2 separate regions of the Homo sapiens genome follow, and region 1 is linked to region 2. A link is a contact called in ENCODE Hi-C data. All regions are on one chromosome and are shown on one strand. Each heading gives the region's core, a stretch centred on a gene start or an enhancer-like site at or near the end of the contact. The rest is flanking DNA. Distances are from core to core; before and after follow the strand shown. Region 1 overlaps FTO (FTO alpha-ketoglutarate dependent dioxygenase). Region 2 holds the start of MMP2-AS1 (MMP2 antisense RNA 1).

Region 1 (4,296 bases), core at 1,405-3,904, 1.6 Mb before region 2:
AGTGAGCTGTGATCGCGTTACTGCACTCTAGCCTGGGTGACAGAGTGAGACCTTGTCTCACGTACACACACACAAATAAAAAATAAAATATTTGGTATTGTGAGCTTACAAGTGATATTCATTATGAATTCATTTAAGGAATTTAGTTATATCTATGTAAATTTGTGTATAAATAATTTGAAGGTGGTGGCACATGCGTTAAGAGGAAATATCTGTTATTTGTTTTGTCGCTCTTGTATAAAAAATACTAAAAGGAAAAGCAATTCTGCGAACTCTCTGGTGCTGGTTTCCCAGAAGTTGGCGTGTCATTTCTAAGTGTTCTGAGGGAGATCAGTGGCCTCAGTGTCTCTCCTCAGCGTGTCTTGGGATGATCTTTATCAGCAGAGTGAAGATTTAGGTCCAGATAAAAGGGATGTTTCTTCCAAATTAAATGTAAGCATTGCTTCAAGCCTTTTACAGTGACTTTTTACAAATTCATAGTGATTTCTTTTTTCTATTGGACAAGACAGAACAGAATAATTGTTGGATGAATCTACGGTTCTGTGGTTCTGTTCGTTTAGTACCATCTGGTATTTGTATACTCGGGTGGAATTGGCAGTGGCTGGTTAGATTTCTACTTGGTACCAGCCCACCTCATATTTTCTCAGTTGCAAGCAGTAGGGGGCAATGTTGAGCTACCAGATTGAGGCCCCAAGATGTTAGCCTTTCAGGAAAACGCATACAAAAATACCATTAACTGTCAAGAATTATCCCTGTTGCTTCAAGTTAGCTGTAATCTCCAAGATTCCATAGCACAGGATATCAGTTGTGGGTTAACAAATTCAACAGCAATTTAACATAAAAAGTACAGTGTTTGGTGCACATTTGGATTCTATAGCATTAGACTAATCCAAATGGAATTTCTGAGTGTCCTCACTTTGCTTCCAGGGACTATCTTACTCAAAATTATTATCATTTTAGACAAATGATTCTTTTTTATCTTTATACTTTTTTTTGAATTGTAAAATCGTGCGTGTTGTGGAAGGATTTCTTTAAATCAATGCATTTTGTCTGTTCTGCAAAATAACATCGATCTCTTTTGCTGAGAAAATAAAAAACCTCAGGGAATATGTGCATTACTTTTCCCCTTTTGCTTATGAGTAAAGCAACCTTTATCGGCCCTCGTACCAGGGAAGAGACTTGCGCTGTGATTTCTGTCTTTGTGCTCTTTTTTCACTTTGTGGCTGCAAGGTGTAGTCTCAGGAAGGATATAGAAGAATGGAAAATGAGCTTTGAAATCGCTTTTCTTCCATTAATGGTAATTGCTTCACATGTCATAACCAGTCACATATTTCAAAAAGTTTAGTCAGCTGTCTCTAAAACTCCCCCATCCTCCACTTCCCATTTCCTGTCCCAGAAAACACCATTTTTATCACACTGTTTATTCTTGCCATTTTTTCTCCCAGCGGATAGTTTTACTCCATCCATGCTCTTGTGATGTAAATGTTAAACCTTATATTTGAATGACATTCTGATAAAATATCACATTTTCCCTGAATATTACCTCATGAATTTATGAGCCATTAAGCCCAAAGCAACATAACCCTTTCTTATAACCCAGGAATTTAGTCTGGCCTTTCCCCTCCTCTTTGCTCCCTATTGAGGATGGCATTATAACACTATAATACTATTCAAATATTTGTTTTTTATTTTAATTTTTTTAAAACCCGATGCACTTCCTACCCCCACCGCCCCTGCCATCCAAGATGATTGTATTATGAGAAGACTCTTCAGGATAAGAGAGAGTTACCATTTGAAAGAAACTGTACAGCTGCTTTGCTTTCTGGGTAAAGAGAAATATGAAAAGCTGAAGTCTCCTGTGAGGTGGGCAAGTCTTGCTGTAGCCAGAGATTCAATGGATAGGCCATTTGTCTCTCAGGGTCTGGTATCGCTCTTTGCAAAACTGACATTTATTTTACCTATAAAAATGTTTTAACACTATCAAATTCACAATGATACAGAAAAGAATGCTAGGTGCGAAATCCTCTAAATTGATGACATTTATTCATTTCCTATTGACCTTAAAAAAAAAAAAGGTCAATTTGGTATAATCCAGTGGAAATATTCGACAATCGTTTCCAGAGTAAACATTTTCGAAAGTAGTGATGATTTCGATACTGGAGAGAAATTCTTCTTGCTGTTTTCCTTGGTTTTTTCTTTTAGAATAAAAAGTAGATCCTGATGGTTTTGAATGTTTTGAATTGCGTTTCCTGTTCTGACAATTCCTTGTGCTGTTATAGCAATGCATTTATATGGCAGTTGGCCTTAATAACCTTTATTGACTTTAGTGGGTAGGAGCCAAGACTGGATTATTTTAATGTATCCGTTTGGAAACAGTGTAAAACACAACATATAATTATGTTAGGTAAGCTATAGGCTACATTTAATTCTATCCATTTATGTTAAAATTTGGCACAGGAGAGCAGAGACATGTGGAAAATGAGTAGGTGTTTTATTTAATAATGTAACCAGTTTCTTGTTGTTAAAGTTTTAAGAGAGAAATGTACTTAAGAAGGTAAAGGTTGTGCCTGACAAGTTAGTTATAATAGTTTAATTTTAAGATGAGTCATGCCTTTTCCCCTGCTATTTTGGCCTATGTAAATCATCTGGGAAGGCCCTTGCCAGGAGCCTGCCCATGGCTGTGTGGATGAGTCTTCCTCAGCATAGGTTACACTTCATGTAGTTTACATAGTCATAGGGAATGACTGAGCCGAGCAGTAGTTTGTTTATTTTTGGAGAGATTAATGAAGTTCTCATCACAGTGCTTTAGATTAAATTCTTTAAAACTGAATACAGGAACAAGGCTGCTTTTTCATTTACTGAAATTTTTACTGAGTATACTGGTATTTGCTATTGTATTATAGTTCAATTAGCTAAGTTTATTTTAAACTTCCTTCTAGGATTGAAGATTTTTGGGGATGTGCAGAAGAAAGTGATGGAAATATAAATATCGAATTTTTTTGTTTGCATTAATGGGAAAGTCACCAATTTTTGTGTGTGTGTGTGTGTATAATTTTTTTCACCCTTCTTTTCAGTGTTAATGTGCACATTAAGTTACATCAGCCAACATAATCCAGTCTCCCATTTTTCAGGGTTAGCATTTCTGATTTAAGAGCAGAGTATATTATAGTAATTTAGGATCAGATGTGAGATGTCTAGTGGTTTTAAATTAAAATGTAAATTCTCTTTTTTGACTGGGGCAGTGCTGAGTGACTCAAGATAAGCACAGATTAGAGGTGGATAAAGAGTCATAAGCATCCAAAAATTCAGTTTCTGAAACTGGTGTGCAGGCACTGAGTTTTAGGACCTTTACGTTTAGCTTTGAAAATCTGGAAAAACGAAAAAGTCACTTGCAGCTGGAGCAGCTTAAAATCTTTGGTTTAAATCTTTGGTTTTTGGTTATCTTAAAGGTGTTCAGGGAAGCTCGGTTCTTTCCATTCTCCTTCCTACCCACCCACTCTAATTCCCCACCCACTCCAATTCCCCACAGCTATATTGTTCTATTAAAAGTAAAACATCTGGGGAGAAATTTTACATGTAATTTAGCAGTGAATTTCTTATAAGTTTTTATTCCTTTTTTGATTATCTTATGAATTTCAGAGTTTTCCATTTTTTTCCCTGAGTGTCTGTACCTTTAGTAAGGAATTTTACAAGAAAGTGTTGTGTATCCTGTCTTTTTGGGAAAAAAGAATATACAATTCCAAGAGAATTCAGGCTTAAGCCTCAAAAACACAGTGTGCTTCGAAAGCACAAAGGACTGTGTTTATGATTCTCTTTGAAGTGTTTTTGCAACTGGATAAGGAAAATTTTAGAAACCGTCTGATAGTGTTCAGGGTAAATACTTAAACCCCTTTAGAGAATTTCACACACAGATACTGTGCAGCAGAAAAAAGGGATACTTATGTTTCTTAAAGCTGCTACAGCCTACAGCTTTGTACTTAAAGACAGAGGTGTTGAATAGAATTCTACTGAGGATACATCCAGTGACAGTATCTCCAGGAACATCAGAGCAAACCAGTGGGTAGGACTTTCTGTTTTTAACCCTTACATGAGCTGTGTGAGAGTTGAGCTTTACTGGTACCAAGTCCTAGGATGTGCCTGGTACATCTCAGGAATGTTAAGAGGATCGTTCCTAGTGCCTCTGCTCTGCACACAATAGGAACAACACTAAAAATGCTGAAGATGCTGAGACAAAGTGACAGGAGCTAGGAAATTCCAAGTGACAGCCTTGCCATCTCTCTTAACTCTTAGTGTGTG
Region 2 (4,422 bases), core at 1,247-3,746:
ACAGACTCCTTTGCAGCCTCAGAATCCCCGAAAGCAGCTCTCCCAGGCCCCACCCAGCTTCCCTCCTGCAGTGCTTATGCCCAGTTCATGCACCAGTCTCCAATCCAGCCATCTCCTCTCACCCCTGGCCCTCAGCTTCATTTGCCTGGGCCTGTGACACCCAAGGTCTTGGAACCCTATTAGGTTGGTGCAAAGGTAATTGTGGTTTTACCATTGAGTAAAACCACATTTACTTTTGCACCAATGTAATAGATGCTGAAAAAACGGCCTTGTTTGGGAGCTCAGGAAAGCAGCTGGCTGAATTCAGAGAGACAGGACTGACTGGGATCCCCACAATCCTCACTCTCCTGGGGAATGGCCCCTCCGAAAAGCACCCTGCAGCCCCCGGGCTGATTTCATTGGGATATGCAGGAAGCCAACCGCTCCTGCTCACAACAACTACTCAGCACTGACTGTGTTTCAGACACCATCCTCAGCATCAGATGAGCAAAATCTAACACTCTCAGATGCCATCTGAGGTGGGCTTACTGAATATCACCCTTGGAAAGATGTGGAATTGTAAAAGAAGAAAAAAGGACCTCCCTTTGCTAGAGTGGGATCTTATTTCCGGCAGCCAAAGAGGCCAGGGCTGAAAAACGCCCAAATGGCCTCTGAAGCAAAATCTCACGATGAAACAAGCCTCAAAAAGCATTTACTAGCATTTCTGGTCATGGCTGTTACGGATGAAATGGTGCCTCACCTTCTGCACCCCCTCTGGCCCCCACACCTTCTATGTTCCTATCTCAGGGATTCTCCACAGGGACCTGGAAGGACAGCTGAGTGGACCGAGAGATCACACGGAGCCACTGTGAGGGGTCAGGGGATAGGGAGAGTGAGCTGCCCAGGGTGGCTGCAGAGAGGGGAGCTTGGGGAACAGAGACCGCAGGGAGAAAGAGCTGAGTGCAGCCTGAGCCCGTGATTTTCAAGCCCCGCCGCTGGCCTCCTAGGGTTCTTGTAATCATACTCCGACTCCCTTCTCCTTAGTTAGTCTAAGGGGGCTTCTGTTTCTTGCTCCCAACTGCTGCCTCACTAAGATAGACTCATTTTCAGATCTCTCTACGGATTGTAGCCTTTCCTGCAATTCCTGCCTGGATGGCTGCTCCTCCAGGCCTGGACTGGATGGAAGGTTCCAAGCGAGAACCTGCAGCATTTCTGCTTCTGCGGCATCATCCACCTCTGAGAACCACTCCAGAGGACAAGCTGAGGAGCCTTCCAAGAGCTCCATGTGTCTGTAAATGCCTTCAAAACCTGGTCTCAGTGCATCCTTTTTGCACCCACAGCCAGATAGCTGACCACACAACATCAGGATAGAGTGGTCACCACCCATTTTCTGTCATGGGAAAGGAAATTGCCCGGGAAAGGCCTTGCCCAGTGCAGACATGGCAGGCAATGCTGAGAGCTACAAAATCCTTCTAGAAGCTGTTGTCTTTCAGTTATTAAGACTATAAGGGCTGGGCATGGTGGCTCACACCTGTAATCCCAGCACTTTGGGAGGCTGAGGTGGGTGGATCACAAGGTCAGGAGTTTGAGACCAGCCTGGCCAACATGGCAAAACCCTGTCTCTGCTAAAAATACAAAAAAAAAAAAAATGCGCATGCCTGTAATCCCAGTTACTTGGGAGACTGAGGCAGGAGAATCGCTTGAACCTGGGAGGTGGAGGTTGCAGTGAGCCGAGATCACGCCACTGCACTCCAGACTGGATGACAAAGCAAGACTCCATCACGGAAAAAAAAAAAAAAAAAAAGAAGGCAGGCTGCCTAGCTTAGCTTTGCCATGACTAATCTACTTACCAGCTAAGCAACATTTGTGCAAGCTATTTCACCTCTGTGTGCCTCAGTTTCTTCATCTATAAAATAGAGATAATCATTTTACACCCCTCAATAAATGTCTTTTGAATCAATTAATGAATACTTGTAAAACACCTGGCATATTGTAAGCCCTTGTTAAATGTAAACTTTAAATGTTAAATGGTTTCTTTCTTTCTTTCTTTCTTTCTTTCTTTCTTTCTTTCTTTCTTTCTTTCTTTTCCTGTTTCTGTTCTCTCTCTCTCTCTTTCCCTCTTTCTCTCTTTCTCTCTTGGAAGGTCTCACTCTGTTGCCCAGGCTGGAGAGCAGTAGTGCAATCATGGCTCACTGCCTACAACCCCACCGTAAGTCCCTCTGGGATTCCATGATAGAGGTACTTATTCCAATTAGGGTCAAGCTGGAGGAAGAGGCGGCTGTGGCCTAGCTGTCAATTCCTCAGGGCTGGTCATTGGGGAGGAAGGGCAGGAACCAGCTGAGTTCACTGAGAGTTGGAACAGGAGACGCAGAAAGGTACAGATTTGGAAACTGACCTGGGTATCACAGTTAGGGCTCCAGGGCACTCCAGCCTGCGGTGGGAGTTTGTAGGTGTCTAAGCTGTGGCTGGGAGGGCAGTGGAAGAAAGTCAAGCTGTGCCAATTTTCCTATTTGAAGAGAAAGGGAGCAGGGGAACCAGAGTTCTAGGTGACACCATCGGGAAGACAAGCTGTGTCCTCAGCCCGGCCTGGGGGGAGGACTGGGTTGCAACTTACAGGAAAGAGGATTGACTGGATTCTTAGAAAAACAAGAGCCAAGGCTTGTTGCTGTGCAGAGGGATTGGGGTCACCAGCTGGCTGTTGTTACCGTGACTGATTCCTGATGCTTCGGAATTCAAGGGCAGGAGGCACTTGGGGCACTGGCTGAACCTTGGCTCCCTGACCCCTCCTCAGTCCCCTTCCTGGGCTCCACAACATATAAGATGAACGTTCTGATTGTCTATTTCTCCTCCCTTCTCGTTTTACTCTTCATTTGGTGGAGTGTATGGTAGGGATAAAATCTTAGAGATGTTTATCTGAGCCATAGAGAGACCTTATTGGGGGTGCATGGGAAATACACAAGTAATCCCAAGCTCACCTTGCCTGGGTGCCTGCGGAGGGCAATTGTGCATTAGCGGTAGAGTGTGGTGGGGACCTGGGCCTGGGTGGGCAGGGGAGAGCTTCTGGACAGGGGCTGGTGGATTAAGGTCATGCCCATAGGTGGGAAGCCACCCACACAGAATCACAGCATCTCAGAAGGGCAGTGCCAGAAAAATCCCCAGGGACCTCATTTTCCTTGGAACACAACCCAATTCCTTGGCTTGGCCAACCAGGCCTAGCGCATCTGGGCCCAACTTCATCTGCCTTCATTCCTCCACTGCATCAGTAGGGTCATTTGGGTGTAGGCCACAGAAGTAAACTCTGGCAACATAAGCGAAGGGGGATTTGTTAGAATAGGATAAGGGAGCCAGGCAACTGGAGCAGACATCAAGGTGGGAACACCAGGCCTCAGGGTCCCGCAGTTGCTGTGCCTGGGCTGCCATTGTTCCATCTGTATCTATGTCACGCGAGGTCATATGAGTGGGCCGGGCACGGTGGCTCACGTCTGTCATCCCAGCACTTTCAGGTGGATCACCTGAGGTCAGGAGTTCGAGACCAGCCTGGCCAACATGGTGAAACCCTGTCTCTACCAAAAATATAAAAATTTGCCAAGCCTGGTGGTGGGCATCTGTAATCCCAGCTACTCAGGAGGCTGAGGCAAGCTAATTGCTTCAACCCAGGAGGCAGAGGTTGCAGTGAGTCGAGGTCATGCCATTGCACTCCAGCCTGGGTGACAAGAGTGAAACTCTGTCTCAAAAAAAAAAAAAAAAAAAAAAAACCATATGAGTGTCCCATTGGCTCAGCCTAGATTACAGCCCCACCCTGGCAGGGTAGTAGGAGGAAGGCTTAGAACTGTCTTGGCTTCTGAAGAGGGCAGGACAGTAACCCAATCCACCTTCCCAGAAACACTGTCCTCAGTGGGGAGGAGGGACAACTCCCAAGGAGATGGGGACACATGCTCGCCAACCAAACCCACAAAAGCTCATTGTGCCTGTCGCTCTGCTCCAGCCACAGTGGCCTTCTTCTGTTCTTCAAATACAAAAAAGCTTGTTCCCACCCCAGGGCCTTTGCACTTGCCATCTGCTCTACCTGGAACACTCTTCCCCTTGTTCTGCATGTGACTGCTTCATTTTCCTCCTTCAGGACTCACACCTAACAAGGGCCTCCAAGAGGCCCTCCCTGACGACCCATTCTCAAGTTGCCCTCATCAGATAATCTTGACCTCATCCCTCCCAGGTCTCCTAGCCATCTAAAATTACCTTGTGTATGAGTCTGTTTGCTCTGTATTGCCTGTCTCCCCACTGGAATGCAAACGCCACAAGAGCAATGACTGCGGTTAATTGCTGCTATATATCCAGCACTCAGCACAGGGCTTAATAAGCATTTACCAGGCAAATAAACATATAGAGACAGAGAGCCCCAGAGGGACGGTGCTTTGGCCGAGGATGCCCAGAGAAAATACTGAT

Evidence for each region. Hi-C counts contacts between places; a loop is a spot of excess contacts on that map. Pooled maps may share reads with other maps.
Region 1: a loop to region 2 is called in a map of IMR-90, with 13 times the contacts of the local background. The contact joins the enhancer-like site here to the promoter of MMP2-AS1 in region 2. A Hi-C loop is called at or near these places in 2 of 168 maps with a recorded cell type or tissue (IMR-90 and naive thymus-derived CD4-positive, alpha-beta T cell) and 8 of 50 pooled maps.

Annotation. Positions count from the first base shown.
Region 1 is chr16:53,891,602-53,895,897 of GRCh38, forward strand. The region is part of intron 7 of FTO (FTO alpha-ketoglutarate dependent dioxygenase); the gene reads left to right. Among named protein-coding and RNA genes, the nearest start is that of FTO-IT1, 150 kb to the right of the region's middle. Within about 2 kb of position 2,655, at least 3 of the 41 ENCODE cell types and tissues checked have a DNase peak (open chromatin) inside an H3K27ac peak, as active enhancers do.
Region 2 is chr16:55,459,801-55,464,222 of GRCh38, forward strand. It overlaps MMP2-AS1 (MMP2 antisense RNA 1), which reads right to left and starts at 2,497. Exons shown (of 7, transcript NR_147198.1): 1 at 2,375-2,497.